Linked DNA regions of Mus musculus: region 2 is linked to region 1. Evidence: chromatin loops called from intact Hi-C (ENCODE). Cell type or tissue: gastrocnemius. All regions are shown on one strand. Links, peaks and the distances in the headings refer to the core of each region. The heading gives the core; the rest is flanking DNA. Region 1 holds the start of Hdlbp (high density lipoprotein (HDL) binding protein). Region 2 overlaps Septin2 (septin 2).

What was found. A loop is a pair of places that touch in the nucleus more often than their neighbours do. Peaks named below come from ENCODE experiments on the same cell type or tissue, not always from the same donor. Only the 100,000 strongest peaks of a DNase experiment are listed, where the experiment ranks them.
Region 2: a loop joins it to region 1, with 2.6 times the contacts of the local background. A loop is called at or near these places in 12 of 42 quality-filtered maps.

The regions. Positions count from the first base shown.
Region 1 is chr1:93,440,438-93,450,795 of GRCm38, forward strand. Hdlbp (high density lipoprotein (HDL) binding protein) reads right to left here and starts at 5,264. Exons shown (of 28, transcript NM_001301364.1): 1 at 5,143-5,264; 2 at 1,749-1,813; 3 at 243-355. The coding sequence starts at 318. In gastrocnemius, for the core only: no CTCF peak of the experiment used is centred there; DNase peaks (open chromatin) are centred at 4,549, 4,923 and 5,218; H3K4me3 peaks cover 2,500 bases; H3K27ac peaks cover 2,500 bases.
Region 2 is chr1:93,488,434-93,498,791 of GRCm38, forward strand. Septin2 (septin 2) reads left to right here. Exons shown (of 13, transcript NM_010891.2): 2 at 691-721; 3 at 2,724-2,844; 4 at 7,146-7,232; 5 at 8,908-9,031. The coding sequence starts at 713. Among named protein-coding and RNA genes, the nearest start is that of Septin2, 15 kb to the left of the region's middle. In gastrocnemius, for the core only: no CTCF peak of the experiment used is centred there; no DNase peak of the experiment used is centred there.

The DNA.
Region 1 (10,358 bases), core at 3,310-5,809:
CAGTAATGTTTTAGGATGCTTCACAGCCAATATTATAGTACCTCATAGTTGGGACAGCAATTTTCAAAAGGATCCCACTAATAGACAGTTGTTAATTGGATTTCTAGGAAACTGCCCACGCTTGCAGCTGTTTTTGCAGTCATTCCTCAAACCTGTCCAATCTCACTTACAACCAACTAGTACAAATGAGCACAAAAGCCCAGTCTCAGAAGTTAACAAGGACTTGGAAAGGGGCCTGTCACCTTTGATTTGTTGTGGAACCAGCCCACTTCGATGTTCAGCAAAACTCTCTTGGGTCAAAACTGCAACGGAGCTCATGGTTGATCTCACGTCCACACACGATCCTAGTAAGACACTGTATCAAGAGAAGGGTAATCAGGGAGCAGAAAGCCCAACGGCAGCTAATTGTAATGATCTATGGACAGTTATTCTAATGCTTTAGTCGCTGGTTTAATCTCCTGTCTGTAAGCTATAGTATTTATTTCCTCACAAGGTCAATGCAAATTGTTCTTCAAGCTTTCAACAGAAGGGTGAACATGGGAACTACAAGCTCACTTGATCACCTGTCTTCTCAGAAACTGCCTGTCACACGGCAGACAAGACTTGGCTAAGATACATAGCGCTAGGTGAGCACCACTTACCACTGAGATGGCCTCAGTAACAGCTTGTTACCCTCACCGCAAACCACCAGTACTCTGGGACTACAGGAACCTGCTACCTGTCTGACCCAGCTCTGGCACGGATCAACTCCAGAATCATTTTCTTAATAGCTAACTTCATCTTATTTTGTTAATTGTTCAAGATATGCCTGACTCTATAAAGTATAAAAATGACAATTACTACAACTTGGATGTGTAAGGTACTTATCCAAAAGAACCATTTCTAACATTTTCAAACACCTCAGGAATGGAGATTGGGGGATGGACCTCTCAGTTTCTTGGTGACAGTGTAAGAGATCCAACCTTGTGCTAAATACCTGAATGTGTGGTCTCCTCCACTCTTGCTCAGGTGTGGGAGGGGATACACTCACAAGAGAGAAAACTGGCTTAAGGCACAGAATTCCTTTCTCTAGGATAGCTATGGACATTGGCTAGGAACGTCCTAGCTCCCCTTAAAGTTTGGTGCAATTCAGTATACTCAGACACAGGTGTTAGCTTCTCGGCCTTCTGTAGTTCTAGGAGACCAGAATGAGGAAGAACTCATTTTCTTTACACCATTATGCACCAAGTATCTTCTTACATGCACATCTTGGCAAAATGCAAATACTTTTATAAATTATGCAGCTGAGTGTGGTGGTGCACACCTTTGATTCCAACATTCAAGAGGGCAGACACTGGTGGATCTCAAAGGCCAGCCTGGTCTACAGAGTGATTTTCAGGACAGTTAGGGCTATTCTGAGAAACCTGGTATCCAAAACACACACAAGCAAAAAAAAAAAAAAAAAAAAAAAAAAAACTTCATTACAATAAAATAAGACCTCATATCAATTAAAAAAAATTAAACTCAGTATTTTAAAAGAATATTAATACTCAAATCCTGAAAAAGCATAATTCACATGTAAGAAAAGGATTAACACAGATGTAAGGCAGAGGACACAGCTGAAGGGCAGGTAAAGCTGGGAGACACTTACTTCTCATGGCACAGAACACAGAAGACAAAACCCAAGGAAAGGAGATACACGTTGGAACTAACTCACATATCTTTGTGTTACAGGCACAGACGTCTTCAGAAAGGGAGCTCAAACTTACCAGCAAAATGGTCAGTAGCCAGAAAGTCCGTCCTGAGGTTGCCTCTGTCAGCCTGCCAGCTTTTACTAGTATATGGTAGGAAGGGAGAGGAGAGAACAAAGCAAAACAAAAAACCATAAAGGTTACTTATCCATGCTTTAGAACTTGGATCCTTTCATCTCTCAAAAAAGTACTAAATAGCCTTTACATTTGACTTCTAGTTTACCAACAGGCAAATTTCTTGGGACACCCCCCCACACACACACACACACAAGCTCTGATCTTAGGCATTAACTTTGAACAAGACATTACGGTAAAACTTGAATCATCTCAAACTCTCAAAAGGCAACTCTTCAAGGGATCTTAGAGTGATCTGTGCACTGGATCCTTGGATCTTAGAGTGATCTGTGCACTGGATCCTTGTGACTTCTGCCAGGCTGACTCTGCTCTGCAGCTAACTGTGGTATATTCAGCAAAATGAAGACCTCATACTCCAGCTTTCAGAATGACCAGGGGTTCCTTGGAGGCAGGCATGGTGGCGCACACCTTTAATCCCAGCACTTGGGAGGCAGAGACAGGCAGATCTCTGACTTCCAGGGTCAGCCAGAGTTTCAAAGTGAGACCTGTCTAAAAAACAACAAAACCAAAGACTCCTTGGTAACTCTGCAGTTCCTTTGTTCTTGCTGTTGTCCTGTAAAAGTCCTCAGTCCCTTCTAATTCACAGAGACTTAAAAATCAGGTCATAAAATTTCAAGACTCAAAGGCTACCCAAAGAGGCCAAAATCTACTCTACAAATTTTTTTTGTTTGTTTGAGATAAGGTCTCTCTCTATGTACACCTACACCATGCCGACTTTGAACTTAGAGATCTACCTTCCTCTACCTCCTGAGTTTTGGGATTAAAGAGGTGTACCACCACACCAGGCTCTGCTCACTTCTTAAATACAGACACCCATCCCACTTTACCAAGCCAGGTTTATCTATGTGACTTCAATTATTATATTCTCTCTGCTGCCACTGACCAGTGCCCTGGCTTTTCCCAGCACAAGATAGGTCTCCAGAGTACTAGCTGCCCAAGCCTACGCAATATATTGCCTTGTACAGACGCAACACAGGGCCCTACACAGGATATCTCTTTTAAATATGCTCCCATATTTCGGGATCCCCTTCCAGGGATATTTACAGTGAATCAAGTGGTTACTGGAAGCACCTCCATGTCTAAAGCCTACTGTCACTGACAAGGAAGAAACCAGAATGCAGCTTCCAGGACTCCTGACGCGTACAAACGCCCTCTGGCAGCCAGGTACAGCAAAGTGGACCTCTAGAAAACTCCAGACAGGTTTGACAAGACTCACTGGGGCCTAGTTTCCAGATTTCAGTTTGTCAGAGCTTGAGGCAAACAGATCACAATTAAGGACACACTGAACAGAGAGTTCAGGTAAGAGTTCTGGTAAGGCTTTAAAAAAAATTAATGACTCAAAATTCTGTTAAAGATTCAACTTTAAAACACATACTTGATAACCATATGTAAATATAGGCCTCATCTCTACTGGAGACCCTGCAGTAAGCAGTCTTATGGAAGGAAGGCTTTCATGTTCTCAGTAATGCCCATCTGTATCTGCTTTAACAAGCAGAACTTTCCCTCCACCTTCCCCTACTGCTTGTTTTACCTCTACTGACAAAATACTCAGAGGCCTAACCGGCTGCACCTGGATGCTCATCTTACACGGGGGCCCCCTCACAGCTGACCATACAGCCCCCACCCTGCATCTCCACTGGCTAAACTCAGAAGAATACGACAGGAGCCCAAGATTTGGTATCTCAGCCTTCTGCTGGATTGAACCACACAAGTCAGGACTGAATATGACTCTAATCTGATTTACAAATACCACTAGAGAAAAGAGTGCATGGCATTCGTGGGGTCCAGCTCTTCTGCCTCCTCCCTGTGAAGGCCAAGCAACAGAGACATCTATGTTCTCAACTCTTCTGGCCTCCACATGCAAGTCTCCTCAAGTGGGTACAGCCCCTCCAGTCCCTCAGGATTGAGGCCACCCCCACCACCTTTCCCACAGGAAACTGTGGTCTGTCAGCATCCAAACTTGGATATTACAATTTGCTTCTTAAGAGCATAAATGAGCATGGCAGAATAAGGTTAGTTCTCAACACAGAACTTGAACTAAAAGAAGAGAGGTAGAAGCCCAGAATCGGGGAGCAACAGGGCCTCCTGCGGGAGAGCAGTGAGGCTGTGGCAGCTGGAAACCTGTTGTTAATCCAGAAAATAGAAAAAGCTGTATGTGAAGAATCCTTCTTGATTCTGAACAAGGAAGTATTTAAATTGATTCCCCTGTGCTAAGTTGTGCCAACTACTTATGTAAGGGGCAACACTATGCAAGGAGAATTCAGTTATGCTTCAGAAAGAATTTCCTATCAACCTCAGCTAGAGGGACTCAAGTTCTTTATACTGTAGGCCAGTCTACATGGAGGGCACTGAAAACCTCCACCTTGAAAACCTTCAGCTGAGATGCAGGTTTCTCTTCCAAATTTGAAACTTCACTTTTACGTCCTCAGAAGCTTTTCGAAGGTGCCCTCTCCCCACCAAATACCGAAGAGTACAAACTCCAAAATTAAAAACAAAACCCAGCTATGCTGAGATCACAAACTATGTCTGTGACTACCAAGGCCGGCCCAGTGCATTACCCAGCTCTGGAAGTCAGAGACCCAGCCTGGGAGGAACTTTCGCAGATGCCACCTCAGCATGGCCCTCCCACCGGCCAAGAGCGCCCGCGGGCGGGGACAGGCTTAAAGGGACAGTATCCTGCTCGGCCTCCCTGCCTTTCATCCAAATTCGGTATTTTTCCGTAATGTATTTTTCACCCATGGACCCTGGGGCGCATCCAAGTAGTACTTGGGCCGGGAGTCCTCCAGTGACCACGTAGCCAGACGCCGCAGGTGAAGGTGCAGCAAGGCACCGCGCGGGACATAGGGGCCCCGGGTGAAGATCCCAGCTTGACGCGAACTAGGGCGCCACTGACCTAGCTAGGTCCGGTCCACAGCCCGTACGGCCGGGCCGAGCTGGGGGGAAGGGGTGCGGGGGAGGGGCCGGCTCGGCAGCCCACGTCACCAACCTGGCCAGGTCGTTCCCCTCCCCCATCGCGGCGGCCCGCCCGGTGAGCTAGAAGTCCAGGCGGTCCGGGCCCGCAAGCAGACCCGCGGCGCGTGGCGGACTTGGGAAAGTTTCTGCGCTCCGGCGCGGCCATGCGCAGAGTGACACGTAGCGGCCCCCGCCCGTCGCGGTAGCTGGAGACCAGGAGCCTGTGCGGCCGGGGAGCTGAGGAACCGACCCCAGCCGTGCTCAGCGGCGACCCCCCGCCGCCCCGCCCCTGGCACCCCCGCCCACCAGCTCGCCCGATCCTCACTCGTGAGTGTGACCACCCGAGAGTCTGTCCGTCTGTCGCTGCCGCTGCGCGGGAGAAGCCGGGACGCTCCGAGGCGCGGCGCCCGGGCCGCCGCTGCTATATAGGGCGGAGGCTCCAATCCCGCCGAGACACGTCAGACCGGCCGCCCGCCCCGCCCGCTGCGGGGTCCCTACAGCGCCCGGGAGCGGACCAACTCTTTAAGAGTTCTGCGGCCTGACAGGGGGCGAGGAGTTGGTAAGTTAATTACCTACAGAGAACAGGCAGGCCCCAGAGCCAGAGGTGCCAGAGTTGAGGCCACCAGAAACTGTGTCACCAAAAGAGAAAAGAAAGCTCTGAGGACCTCAGACAGCAGACAGCCCGGAAAACCATTTTACCATCCCCTAGAGCACCCCCTGATGGAACACATTCTCATTCTCTTCGGGATCTCTTCCTCCTGCTCCCACCTCTACTGCAAATCCTTACTCCATTCCTCAATGTCCAACACAACAAACTCCAAAACTTTCGAAGCCCTCTACACAGTATTATTCAGTGTCCCATATGTACAGACCAGCCTGCAGTGAATTCCTACCTCTCCCATACTCAGTTGGGACAGAGCAGAACCTCTGCCCTCAGAATGCTTCCTCCTTTGAAAGGACTAGTTCTGCCCTGTTGCGTTTATTGACAACTACTTGAAGAATTTGTACACAATCATTATTTTGAACCTCTCCTGAGGTGACATGAGCACACTTCTGACCTATACTGGACAGTGATATGCAGTGATATGCATCAGCACAGAATAGGCTAGTAACCAACAGCAGATGCCCCCACCTTCTTTTCCCCACTTCTGACAACTTTTCACTGTGTAGATTTGTCTCAGCTTCCTTCTCTAGTGTTTGGATTACAAGTGTGAGCCACCAGGTCTGGATAATATGTGCCTTTCTTGTGGGACAATGGTATGTGGAAGGGCTGAAGAGGCCTTCTGTAGTTGTCATTCTAAGGCTTACAAGCATTTGCAGCAGTGAACAAAATAAGCAATCAGACTTAGTATGTACTTAGAAGGTAGCAGCACGGTGATGGGCTCTTGATTGAGGGACTGGGAAGAGCTGCCCTAACTAGACTTTAGACTGAAGGACAAGGGGGGAAAATGGAATGTGCTGGAAAGAATGGGGATGGGGCTGCTGAATAGGAAACTATCTGAAAGTTGAGGTGTCAGAATTGAGAAGTCCAGGAGCCAGTAATGCGGCTGACAGGAACACCACAGTTCTTCATGACATAAATCTCTGAAGGTACTGCTTAAAAGACCAGAGGGCATTTCCAAGCTGCCAGCATAGTCACCGAGTGATAGAGCTTCTTAAAGCCTCTGTAGGCACCAAGTTGTCTTTCCTTCTGTGTTATTATTACTGTGCAAGGTGTCTTTCCCTGGTGATTAACCAACCAGCAACTAGAAGAAATGTTTTTGTTGTCATTCTTTTGTTCCTGAGGTCTCGGGCTGTGAAAAAGTTAATGTGGAGAGGCAAGCACCCACCAGTCAGTATGTCTGCTGTCAAGGGATCTCCAATGGAGTTAGTAAGTCCACATTAAGTACAAGCTGGCCCAGTGCCTGGCTGTACAGAGGCCTCCATGAGTGTGGTGGTACCCTGTAATCTCAGTACTCAGAAGGCTGAGGCGAGTACTGGGAGTTCAAGGTCACAGTAGGCTACAAAGTTATATGATGTCTCAAAAATAAAACAAAGCATGGACTTAATGAAAGCATTATTAAATCAAGGAGGGTGTGGTAACATTAGCTTATCTCAGCACCTGAGAGGTACAGCCACGAGGGTTAGGAGCTCAAGACCAACCTGGCCTTTCTATATAAGACTTTATCTGAAATGATAAACATGCACCACAAAACATCCCAGGTGCTCCTGGGATGCTAACAATTATGACTAGTTACTTTCAGTATACTGAAACATAGAAGTGTCAACTCTAGATGCCTCAAAAAGTGAACACTGGTCTGCAATATTTTGTTTTTCATACATCAAGGAACATGGAATAAGAATCCTGATTGCTAGCCAGGCGTGGTAGCGCATGCCTTTAATCCCAGCACTTAGGAGGCAGAGGCAGGCGTATTTCTGAGTTCGAGGCCAGCCTGGTCTACAAAGTGAGTTCCAGGACAGCCAGGGCTACACAGAGAAACCCTGTCTCGAAAAACCAAAAACAACAACAAAAACAACCAAAAGAATCCTGACTGCTTAAGGTGAAATGTTAGAACATAGTAACACTCTCCAATTCCCCAAATCATGATTCTCTAAAAGGGCTATAGCCTAAACAGAAAGTAGGTCTAAGGGGAAAATGAGAACACCAGCAACATAGTAACAACTAGATCTCTGGCTGGCCTGGGCTGAGAGACAAAAGCATCTCTGGGGAGTGCTTAGAAACATGGGACTACAAGTTCTTTAAATCCCCATTATCCTTTAAAAAAATTAACAGACAGGAAGTAGGTATCCTCAAGATGGAATAAATTTCATAACAGGATAAAAATATTGACAGATCAATTACAGTATAGAAGCTGAAAGTCCAAAGTTCAAAGAGTAAGATGCAAGAGGGATGAAAACACGGCTCAGCAGTTAAGAGAACTTACTTAACAATTAGGAGAACTGGAATTTGGATCCTAGCACCCATGTAACAAACTGGGCATCCATATAAACTTCTGTAGAGCACACACACACACACACACACACACACACACACACAGTGCAGACACACCCCTCTTTCTAAAAAGAGGGTAGAGAGATGGCTTAGTGGTTAAAAGCCTTTGCTGTTCTTGTCAAGGACCCCATCTTGATCCCCAGCACCCACATGTAAGCTCACAACTGTTTATAACTCCAGATCCAGGGTATCTGGTGTTCTTTTTTGGTTTCCCTAGGCACCATGTGATAAGCAGACATAAATGCAGGCAAGACACACATACACATAAAAATAAACTTAAACCCCACAGACTAAGTGTGTGGCACAGTGGTTAGAGCATATGATTAACATTCATAAACCCTGGCTTTGCTCCCTAATGCCATAAAAATTTGTAAAACTGCAATTGAAAAAAAAAATAAAAAAATTAAATTGTATAGGATTAGACACAAGAACCTGAAATGATATAATTAAAAGCATGAAATAAAGAAATAACCCACAAACATGACATTAAATAAAACAAACATAAGAATGAACAACAGAAAGATGGTTAAGAATCATGGACTGGAATTTGAGATCTGACTATGTAGCTTGGTGGAAAATTGCTTGCCTAACACGTGGCAGCTCCTAGGTTTGATTCCTGGCCCACCAAAATAACTTAAAAAAGAGTCTTGTTTCCTCAGTTTCTTCAAAATGCAGAATTGTTCTTGGAAATGTGTTTTTGTGTTCCTCCAAGGTGTAGTGGAATAAGTTTACCTCAGATTATTCATTATTGCTTGCTGATGTTATTGAATTAAATGCTTAAGCTATCTTTTATATGCTTCTATGGAAAAACACGTTTTTGCCATGTTCAGCTTGTCCTTGTGATTGTACACTTTATTCATGTGACTCTTAATCCTCAGTGTAAAAATGTCTGATGCTCTGAATAAAGTTGGCTATTGCATGAGAGTTTAGTCAGCCTCACTTATGGGCTCCATTCTCCCAGGACCCACTGTCTCCTGAATGGTGACACTGTCTACCTAAAAATCAACAGAACAATTTAAATTGACCTACAACAGACATGCTACAACTAGTTAGCGACAAGGAATGGTACTGTTAGATCACTCATACTGTGACTGGTGACCAGATCTGTAAATATACATGGCCCAGATTATACTTTTATTAATATAAACCCCATCTATGATTATGCTTAAGTAAACCTACAACAATATTCTAATAATGAATATATCAAAATTGACTTTTCCTTCACAGATGTTTATTATTATACATATAGTTCAGCAGCTTAAAACAGTCCAAGTTCAGGGTGGAAAACAAGTAGCTCTCTTTAGTCCACGGTTTCTTTTACATTGTCTTTCTCTCTCCCCGCCCCCCCCCGCCCCCCCCCCCCCCCCCCCCCCCCCGAGACAGGGTTTCTCTGTATAGCCCTGGCTGTCCTGGAACTCACTTTGTAGACCAGGCTGGGGTCGAACTTAGAAATCTGCTTGCCTCTGCCTCCTGAGTGCTAGTGCTGGGATCAAAGGCGTGCGCTACCACGCCCAGCGTAACCCAAAGTCTTCTTATGTGTGTGGTGGGATGCATGTATGCCACAGCTTGCAATGGCAGTCAGAGGGCAATTTTTGGGAGTGAGTTCTCTTTCCATTGTATCAGTTCCAGAGTCTAAAAGAACTCAGGTCATTAGAACTGGGGCAAACACCTTTACCCATATTGAGACATCTTGCTAGCTTTTTTGCTTAATTAAAAATTTTATTTGCAAAACACATGAAACTGAAGAAGAACGAAGACCAAAGTGTGGACACTTTGCCCCTTCTTAGAATTGGAAACTATCACCCATGGAAGGAGTTACAGAGACAAAGTTTGGAGCTGAAACAAAAGGATGGACCATCTAGAGACTGCCATATCCAGAGATCCATCCCATAATTAGCCTCCAAATGATGATACCATTGCATACACTAGCAAGATTTTGCTGAAAGGACCCTGATATAGAGCTGTCTCTTGTGCTGGGGCCTAGCAAACACTTAAGTAGATGCTCACAGTCAGCTATTGGATGGAGCACAGCGCCCCCAATGGAGGAGCTAGAGAAAGTACCCAAAGAGCTAAAGAGATCTGCAACCCTATAGGTGCAACAACATTATGAACCAGTACCCTGGGGCTCTTGACTCTAGCTGCATATGTATCAAAAGATGGCCTAGTCCGCCATCACTGGAAAGAGAGGCCCATTGGACACGCAAACTTTATATGCCCCAGTACCGGGGAACGCCAGGGCCAAAAAAATGGGAATGGGTGGGTAGGGAAGTGGGGGGGGAGGGTATGGGGGACTTTTGGGATAGCATTCTAAATGTAATTGAGGAAAATACGTAATAATAAAAAATATTTTAAAAAAAGAAAAATATTTTATGCCTGCTGATGGTGGTGGCAGTGCATGCCTTCAATCTTAGTGTTGGGGAGGTAGAGGCAGGAGGATCTCTCTGAGTTTGAGGCCAGCCTGCTCTACAGAGTGAGTTCCAGGACAGCTAGGGCTACAAAGAGAAACCCTGTCTTGAAACAAAAGGAGTAATTTACTTTATTGAGGGCAT
Region 2 (10,358 bases), core at 2,869-5,368, 48 kb after region 1:
CTTCAGTGTTGTGAAATTTGTGTAACAATTCAGCTCTGGGGCTAGAGAGGGTCTCAGTGGTTAAGAGCACTTACTGCTTTTTTGAAGGACCTGGATTTGGCTCCTGGCATCTACATGGTGGCTCATACCATCCATAATTCCAGTTCCAGGGGACCTGACACCTTCTGACCTCAGAGTTACCAGACTGGCACATAAACATTAAAAATTTCAATCTGTCCTCTTTACTTGTAAATGTGCTTCATGTTGTACCTTGTGCCCCAGTGCCAAAATTTAGTTTCCAAGTTATGCTAGTAATCTTTCAGTCCGAGATAACACACATTCAGGATACAGGACTCTGGGTACAGTGGTATCCTGTTCTCCTTGAAAGGCTTCAATTAAAATAGAGATATGAAGCAGGTTGTCTTTTTCTCCCATCCCATCCCTGATATCTAGAATATAATCAGTACTGAAAGAATATAAATATGTATATATTTGGAAATATAGAAATATATGTCTAGATACTTTTGTCAGCTTATTTAATTTTTTTCTTTATATTGAGTAATCTGGGGCAATGTTTGAGATTACTGAGAAGCTAAAGAAACAAAAAAGAAGCTAAAAAAGGTAGATGTCACATATCTATCTTCCTGGGTCAGTTCATGTTGTTAAATATGCATATATAAAGTCAGACATTTGTCTTTTCTTTTTTAACAGATAGACAGGAAAATCAAGAAAGATGTCTAAGGTAAGGTCATACAGTTCATGTATCTATGGTGTAACGAGAAATTGTTTTAAATGTTCAGATATCTAAAAAGGATTTCTAAGATAAACTTCTGGTTTTGTATTATTCTAAAGTTTTGAGTTGCCTTCTTTACCAAAATTTTAAATCTATATGTTGATGTGAATCCTTTTGATCATCTTGAGATTTTTTTCCTATACCAATCAAATACCTATTAAGAATTCTAATAATTCATATGATTAAATTAATGGCGCTCTTAGACATGCTACATGAGTTTAGATTAGCCCTTATAAATTGTTTGTTCCAGAGCCCTGATATAAATTAGTTCTAAAGGACCATAAGCTGAGAAAGTGGAACTTGTAGTTAAGACTGAAGGTTAGCTTTGCCTTTTATTTTTGAGTCTTGAGTATTTATTACTATCCAATGAAAAACCATAATATCAGTTATTGCTTTTTATACAAGTAATTTGAATCAGAGATTAAATAAAAGAGTCATTATTCTATGACCCAGAAATAACCACTATGAAAGTTTTAGGTATATTTTTGTATGTATGTACATGTGAATGGATGTTATAAATGTAATTGTAAAAGAAATGCTATTTTACAACTTTTTTTTATTTAGTTCAAACAATGCATTAACATTTTTTCACTTTTAGTGTGCTATTGCATAAATGGTAGGATTTAAGAGGTAGGGAGGCTGCATGAGTGCTTGCATGCGTGTGTATTCAGAAACTAGAGTTCAACCTTGGCATCATGCCTCACTGTCCATCAGTGGCTGGTTGGTTTGTTGGTTTGTTCGTTCTCCCTCCTCTCTTTTTATGTGTGTTGGGGGAGGAGGGAGAAAGACAGAGAGACAGACAGATCTCTCACTAGCCTAGAGCCTCAACTATCCACCTGTCTTCACTTGTCCAGGGCTAAGATCACAAAGGCTTTTTTTTTTTATTAGCATCATGCCCAGCTTTTTTGGTTTTGTTTTTAATTTGCTTTCTAGTGATTGACTTCAGGTTGTCAGACTTGCAAGGCAAGTACTCCATCTTCTCATCTCCTAGATTGTGCTTTCACTGTTGATTTACCACATCTTCCATCATCTTTAGTCTTACCAGACATTCTTTCATCAAGAATACAGATGTCATCAGGCACGGTGAGGCTGAAACAGACTGCAAGCTCCAGACCAGCCAGGAATATGTAGTGAGCCTGTCGAAAACAAATATCTAGATATTTCAGGGTAGTCCACTGTGGGCTTAGTTTTTTTGTCTGATAGTTTTTTTAACCTGAAATCTCAACATTCCTCTCCTAGATTCCCTGCCTTTCTCTAGATAAAGCTCTGTGCCATAGATGAAGAATAGCAAGAAATGTCTTACTCTCAGATGTTTTCACAGAGCATCATTCCTGATCCTGGTTGTAGGCTAGTCTTTAGCTAATTGTTCAATGAGAGGAGTCAGTTTTTTTTAACTCTATTTATCTCAAGCCATAATTTGATTTATTTCATTGAGATAAGCTAGTCTTACATATTTTACATAGTTACATTGCTAAACAGAAATTGACTATCAAAATATTAATTATGAGTCATAATATAAGGAAGAAATTAGATTGGCTTGTGTGTGTGTTTAACGATTTAGTTATTTTTATTTTATGTGTATTGGTGTTTGGCCTGCATGTATGTCTATTAGGGTATTGAATTCCTGGGAGCTGGAGCTATAGACATTTGTGAGCTAGCATGTGGGTGCTGGGAATTGACCTGGGTCCTCTGGAAGAACATCCAGTGATCATAACCCGCTGTGCCGTCTCTCCAGCCTCAGATTGTGTTTTCTTTAATCCACTTAAGTGCACAATTTTCTAATAAAAGTATAAGTTTTGAAAATGGTGTTTTGTGGAGTTTCTTTTTTTCCCCCTTTCTTTAATTTGTGAGAATTACTGATTACCTATGCTTTCCACAGGTCTGATAATGTCATAAAAGCAATCATTACGGTGTTTATTAGCTTATTTTGTATTTTTTAATCTTATTTTAGCAACAACCAACTCAGTTTATAAATCCAGAAACTCCTGGCTATGTTGGATTTGCAAATCTTCCCAATCAAGTTCACCGAAAATCAGTGAAGAAGGGGTTCGAGTTCACTCTGATGGTGGTTGGTAAGAAGCTAGTTTACTAAATGCCCCCTTTTTCCAACCTACGAAGTGCATTGGCCTTTCTTTGCAAAATCAACTGTGGAACTTAATATGTATATGTTTTGGTCAAGATATCATATATACTCACACATATATTCAGTAAATTTTGCTCAAGAGGAAAACAAGATTTTAATGTAATTTCTTTATTCATATACAGTGAAAGTTTTTTGTTATAATTTTTTTCCATTTTTATTAGGTATTTTCTTCATTTACATTTCAAATGCTATCCCAAAAGTCCCCCAGGCCCCCTCCCCCCAACTCCCCTACACATCCACTCCCACTTCTTGGCCCTGGCGTTCCCCTGTACTGAGGCCTATAAAGTTTTCAAGACCAAGGGGCCTCTCTTCCTAATGATGGCCGACTAGGCCATCTTCTGATACATATGCAACTAGAGACAAGAGCTCTGGGGGTACTGGTTAGTTCATATTGTTGTTCCACCTATAAGGTTGCAGACCCCTTTAGCTCCTTGGGTGCTTTCTCTAGCTCCTCCATTGGGGGCCCTGTGTTCCATCCAATAGATGACTGAGCATCCATTACTGTGTTTGCTAGGCCCTGGCATAGCCTCATACAAGACAGCAATAGCAGGGTCCCTTCAGCAAAATCCCGCTAGTGTATGCAATGGTGTCATAGTTTGGAGGCTGATTATGGGATGGATCCCCGGGTATGGCAGTCTCTAAATGGTCCATCCTTTCATCTGAGCTCCAAACTTTGTCTCTGTAACTCCTTCCATGGATGTTTTGTTCCCAATTCTAAGAAGGGGCAAAGTGTCTACACTTTGGTCTTCGTTCTTCTTGAGTTGAGTTTCATGTGTTTTGCAAATTGTATCTTGTATCTTGGGTATTCTAAGTTTCTGGGCTAATATCCACTTATCAGTGAGTACATATCATGTGAGTTCTTTTGTGATTGGGCTACCTCACTCAGAATGATGCCCTCCAGGTCCATCCATTTGCCTAGGAATTTCATAAATTATAATTAACTTTTAAAATAGTCACCAGTGATACTTGCCCCCTAGTATTCTCAACCCTTACCAGGATTTTTTTTTTGGGGGGGGGGGTTGTTGTTGTTGTTTCTTTATTATTATTTGTGTGTGTGCATGTATTTAATGTGCACAAGGCACACTTGTGTAGAGGTGGTTCTCGACTTCCATCTTTATATGGGTTCTAAGGATAGAACTCAGGTCACCAGGCTTGAGCAGCAAGTGCCTTTACTTTCTGAATCATCTTGTTGTCTCTCACTCCCCTTTTAAATTGTTGTAGATGGATGTTGTAGAAATGATGTGACTTTCAAGACTAGGTCATAAAAGATACTAGAGGAAGCTAATTGTCATGACTTTATAAAGGCAGGGAACTGAGCCTGCCAATAGCCTTGTAGATGACCTACTTCAGAACATCCTCCAGTCCCAGTTAGGCTTCCTGTGCATGTCTGCTATCCCTGCTGACACTGGCCACTATCCAAACCAGATGTCAAAGGCTGGGCGTGGTGGTTGCATACCTTTAATTTCAGCACTTGTGAGGCAGAGGCAGGAAGATCTCAGTGAGTTTGAAGCCAGCCTGGTTGGTCTACATAGTGAGCTCTGGGACAACCAGGACTACATAGATCTTGTGTCAAAACAACAACAAAAATAGACACTGTCAATTTTAGTGACAACCCAAGTTTGTAAGGTATTGTTAAAGGTGAATTTGCAGAATTGTTACATAGTAAAGATGACTAGTTAATCATTTAGTTAGTATTGTGTTTAATTTTCACTTAAAAATTAGTAATTTATAAAACTCTAGTGGAAGTACTTTGAAATTGAGTGGTTGCTTGAATGTATTTCTGTTGTTATTGATCCTACCGTGTATTGGGTTTTAGCATGCCAGTAGACGCTTAATGATGACTGCTGGTGGGGTTTTTATTGTTTTTGCTATTGTTTGTTTGTTTGTTTGTTTGTTTGTTTTAAACAGTGTTTCACTATGTAGCCCTGGCTGACCTAGAACCAGCTATGTAGAGTAGGCTGCTCTCAAACTTACAGGGATATGCATACATACAGAGATACCCACTACCTTGTATGTTGTTCAATGCGTGAGTCACCACACCTGGCTCTAATGATGAGCTGTTTGTTACTCTGTTAACCATATTACATTTAGTTAGTTTTTTACAGTTGCTAAATTTCAAAACTGAGCATTTGAAAAGCTTAATGGTTGTTATGACCAAGTAAGACTTGATTAATCCTTAGAATTAATAGTTCACAGATCTAAAATGAAGATAGGTTCCAACATATTTTGGAGTATATTTACATAATTAAAATAAAATAAAAATAATGTAAAATTAAGTTCTTGGTAGAAAAGACCAGTGTACTCTTGTCACATTATTATTTGATACATAGCATTCAAAAAACAATCAGTATGTTCACTCTCTGACTGTATATAATTCAGGGAGACTATACAGGGCTAGAAATGTGGTTGGAAACATTTGAATTCCAGCCATTCAAAGAAAACTCATTAAACACTCAGGGCACTTAGTAGGGTCTACAGGGCTAAAGTAGACATAAAATGTTGTTATTTATCCCTAAAAAGTTATGAACAAGGGGCTGGAGAGATGGCTCAGTGGTTAAGAGCACTGACTGTTGTTCCAAAGGTCCTGAGTTCAAATCCCAGCAACCACATGGTGGCTCACAACCATCCGTAATTAGATCTGACTTCCTTTTCTGAAGTGTCTGAAGACAGCTACAGTGTACTTATATATAATAAATAAGTCTTTTAAAAAAAAAAGTTATGAACAAGCCTTGGAGAATCAAACTGCTTAAATACTTACTAAGTCAGAAATATCCCTTATTAAAGACATCAAAAAGTGTGATCCTGCATGTCTGTAAACCAGTGCTTGGAAGCTTGTAGAAGAGGGATGGATCTAAGGTGGAGACAAGCCTGGGCTACATAATGAGACCTTGACAGAGGAGGAGAAAGAGAAATTTGACCATTTACAGTGTAGTCAAACTATCCAGTATACTGTTAAAACAAAAATAAAAACAGAATTTTGGATTTTTTTTTTTTAACTGAGACCCCAAAAGCAAAATTATACAGTTGGGATGTTTTGAACAAAGACTGTCCTCCATGGGGTACATGTAGGCTAGTTTGCAAATTGTACTTGCAAATTAACTTGAAATATATCCTACACCTAAAGTAAAAAAAAATTTTTTTAGAAGAAAGTAAACATAATTTTATGACAGCTAAAAACATTTCAAAGGACATGAACGGTTACCGCAATAGGAAAAAAAAACACTTCATTAACTATTCTTTATGGTGGTTGGAGGGATGGCCCAGGTATTATGAGAACTTGCTGTTCTTACACAGGACCTGACTTCAGTTCCCAGCATTTTTGTCAGGTAGCTCCTGACTGCCTTGAATTCCAGCTCCTCTGGAGCCAACTCCTCTGGTCTCCTCAGGCACTTGTACTCACTTGTCTAGCCGTCAGCCCCAACCACACGCATTCATAATTTAATGTAAATCTGTTTGTTTTTTTAAATAAAAAACAATTACCTTGAAGCTGAAGAAATGGCTCAACCACTAAGAGTGCACACTGCTCACTCAGAGGACCTGAGTTACATAGTAAGACCCTGTCTCAAAAACAACAAAATCACTCTTCCAGGGTTGGTGCTTATAGGCACATAGCATGGTCCAGTGTCTGACACACCATTATAGGCTTTTCTATAAGACAGTCTCAAACAAAACTAGGCCATCTCGAACCCCTGCCAATGGTTTACCAGTATACCAAGAAGTTTGGAGAAGTACTAACGTCAGTGGTGTGTGCTTTTAAGACTTAAAGCTTTATGGGATTATCCAACATAAAGAAGCATGTCAGCAGGACCCACCATGTGGTTTCGCTGTGTCCATGACAGGATCTACTGTGCTTCCTTATTGAAAGGCAGAAAATTGTTAGGAAAGTGTTGAAGACACAAGTACAGAGTCAGAAAGCTAAATAAATATGAAGCTCCTTAAGTAATAAAAACCAATGATTATTCTAAAGAACAGCAACAGCAAAATTCGAAAGTATGTTCTAGAAACCTGTGGAGAGATAAAAATTGTTTATGATCATGCCATTAACAAATTCTACAATCCCCTGGATTTGGATTCAGATTAGGTTCTTGTTGTTTGACTTTGAGGAAGTTGCTCGCCTTCCTTCAGCTTCCCCATTCCTTTTTGTGACACACACGTGGTGGTAAACATTCCAGGTTTAACAGTTAATATGGGAAAGATCATGACATGATAGTATTTTCATCTTCATTTAAGGTGAATCTGGTCTAGGAAAATCAACTCTCATAAACAGCTTATTCCTGACTGATCTCTACCCAGAAAGAATTATTCCTGGAGCTGCAGGTAAATATTTCTATATAATTGTTAAGTATTATTTTACTTGAACATTTCTAGAATATATACCTGATATCTTAGGTCTTAGATGTGTGTTTTGCTTAATTACTTTGTGTTTTGTAAACTGTCAACAAAAGAAGGAAAAGTGTGCTGCATCTGAGGTCCTGAGATCTTGGTTGTAGACTTTGTTCTATACTTATCTGTGTATCTATGTAACTAACTTTCATTTCAGTTTGCTATCTAGTAAATGTCCTGGTTTTCCATCTGTATTGTATGCTGGATGAAAAGCTATGTCTTTAAAAAGCTACATACAAGAGTGAGAATGTAGCTCCATGGTAGAGCCCTTCCCAGCATACATGACGCCAGAAGTTCACTTGTCAGGATTATCTAAAGTTACTTAAATATAATTAAAGTGTTATATATAGAGAAATTTATGATAGGGATATGTTTGTCTATTCTCTGATTATCCCAGCATAAGACACTGGCATTCTCAAATATGTTTGTTTTGCTTTACAGTACTTCTCAAACCTGGGACCTTTTGCATGCTAGTCAAATGCTCTACTACTGGGCTACATAAATACTTGTTGATAAGAACGAATAAGGTCAACCACAATAAAGATGTACAACCTTTTCACCAATACTTTTATATTCTGTTTTTAAATGAATTCATAAATTACTTTGTCTCAGACAACTTTGAGTAGTTGGTTCTCTGCTTGTACCATATGGGTTCCAGTACTGAGCTTAGGTCATCATCAGGCTTGGCAGCTGGCGCTTGTATCCAGTAGCCATTTCACTAGTCCCAATATGTTTTGTTTTGTTTTGTTTTTAAAATTTAAGATTTTTTTGTTTGTTTTTTGTTTTTGGAGACAGGGTTTCTCTGGACAGCCCTGGCTGTCCTGGAACTCACTCTATAGACCAGGCTGACCTCGAACTCAGAAATTCATCTACCTCTGCCTCCCAAGTGCTGGTATTAAAGGTGTGAGCCACCACTGACCAGCTAATTTTAAGACCTTTTGTTTTTAAATCTGTGTTTTGCCATGAGTGTATGTATGTGGATCACATATTTACCTGGTGCTTTTGGAGGTTGGTTCCCTTGGAACTGAAGTTCCAAATGGTTATAAACCATCATGAAGGCGCTAGAGATTGAACCTTAGTTTTCTGCAAGAGCAACAAGTATTCTGAACTGCTGAGCCATCTCCAGCCCCTCAATGTTGGTATTTTCAACAATCCCCAGAAAACATTCATTTTTAGCACCAACATTTCCTTTGCTGACTCTGGATCTTTTCTAAACAGTGTTTATATTACTTTCTGAGACCTTCCAAGTCATCTTTCTTTCTTTTTGTTGTCGTTGTTTTTTTGTTTTTTTTTTTGTTTTGTTTTGTTTTTTTTCGTTTTTCAAGACAGGGTTTCTCTGTGTAGTCCTGGCTGTCCTGAACTAACTCTCTCTCTCTCTCTCTCTCTCTCTCTCTCTCTCTCTCTCTCTCTCTCTCTCTCTCTGTAGACCAGGCTAACCTTGAACTCAGAAATCTGCCTGCCTCTGCGTCCCAAGTGCTGGGATGAAAGGTGTGCGCTACCACTGCCCGGCTATCATTTTTCATAAGAATATAAATAATGGATATCTCTCCTTCTAGCATGCTGCCTTGATTTTTAAGTACATTTTCTATTAAGTTTATTTCTTTTCTAGAGAAAATTGAAAGAACTGTCCAGATAGAGGCTTCGACTGTTGAGATTGAAGAGCGGGGTGTGAAGCTGCGGCTTACAGTAGTGGACACTCCCGGCTACGGGGATGCCATCAACTGCAGGGATTGGTATGAATTCACAGAGGGTGCAGAGCCCTCAAAGGGTCAATTACTCTGCATTTGTTTTCATTTACTTAATGTATTTACATTGTAGACAATGTTAGCAACACTTAAAGTTGCCGGATCTAATCATTTCAAGTTTAAATATTGCCTCTCTCAAAACAAGGTCTCACTATTTAATTCAGGCTGGCCTTGAACTCAGAATTCTCCTGCTTTTCCTTCCTATTTTGAATATGAGCCACTGTGTCCACTCTAATGAGACCTGAGATTGAAAAGTTAATTGTCTACAAACTGCTAACATAAACAAAGCACTGTAATACAGACTGCAGCCAGAGGACAGGTTGCTCTTTCTATGTCTGTCCCTTCCTTAGAGACATATTACTTGTAAACGACTGCTCTTTGCCATCATTTTCACAAGTAAGGGATTTCAGAGGGTAGAATACTCCGTTGCCCTCATTGTGCAGAAAAATCTTACTTTTGTACCTACTATTTTTTTGTCCTAACCCTGCCAAGAAAAAGTATCAAATTTGCAGCACTAAATGAGAAAAGGAAGGCAGGGTAATGGTGCTTGTTTACCCTTCTTCTACATTAAGAATGCCTCCCTTCTCACCATCCCATGAACTTGCTGTCCTGATGGCACCTTTCATAATCCTGCCTTGGACTGCATGCTTTCTGGTACTGCCCTGTTTCTTGGCCTCTTGTGAAGCAGTTGTAAGTCTGGAAAAGTGTTGGCAGCCTTCCAGGTTCATAGACCACCTATCAGGAACTTGGTAATCTGTTGTACTTAGGTTATTGATTCCCATTGATTCATTAAAACTACTTAATATTTGCCATAGTTTAAAAACAAAAACACATGCCTTCATTATGCCTAAGATTGACAGAGAGTCAATCTTCTGTTATGGGTTGTTTTAAGTATTATATGGGAAAGGGAAGAGAAATGGGTTTTTCTTTTGAAGTTAGGGAGTGCCTGTCTTAGTACCCCACGATTACTATTGAAATTTGTGCTTTAGTTTCTTTTTTTTAAACATTTTTTATTAGATATTTTCTTTATATACATTTCAAATGCTATCCCGAAAGTTCCCTATACCCTCCCTCTGACCTGCTCCCCTACCCACCCACTCCTGCTTCTTGGCCCTGGCATTCCCCTGTTTGCAATACCAAGGGGCCTCTCTTCCCTGTGATGGCCGACTAGGCCATCTTCTGCTACATATGCAGCTAGAGACCCGAGCTCTGGGGTTAGTTCATATTGTCGTTCCACCTATAGGGTTGCAGACCCCTTCAGCTCCTTGGGTGCTTTCTCTAGCTTCTCCATTGGGGGCCCTGTGTTCCATCTTAT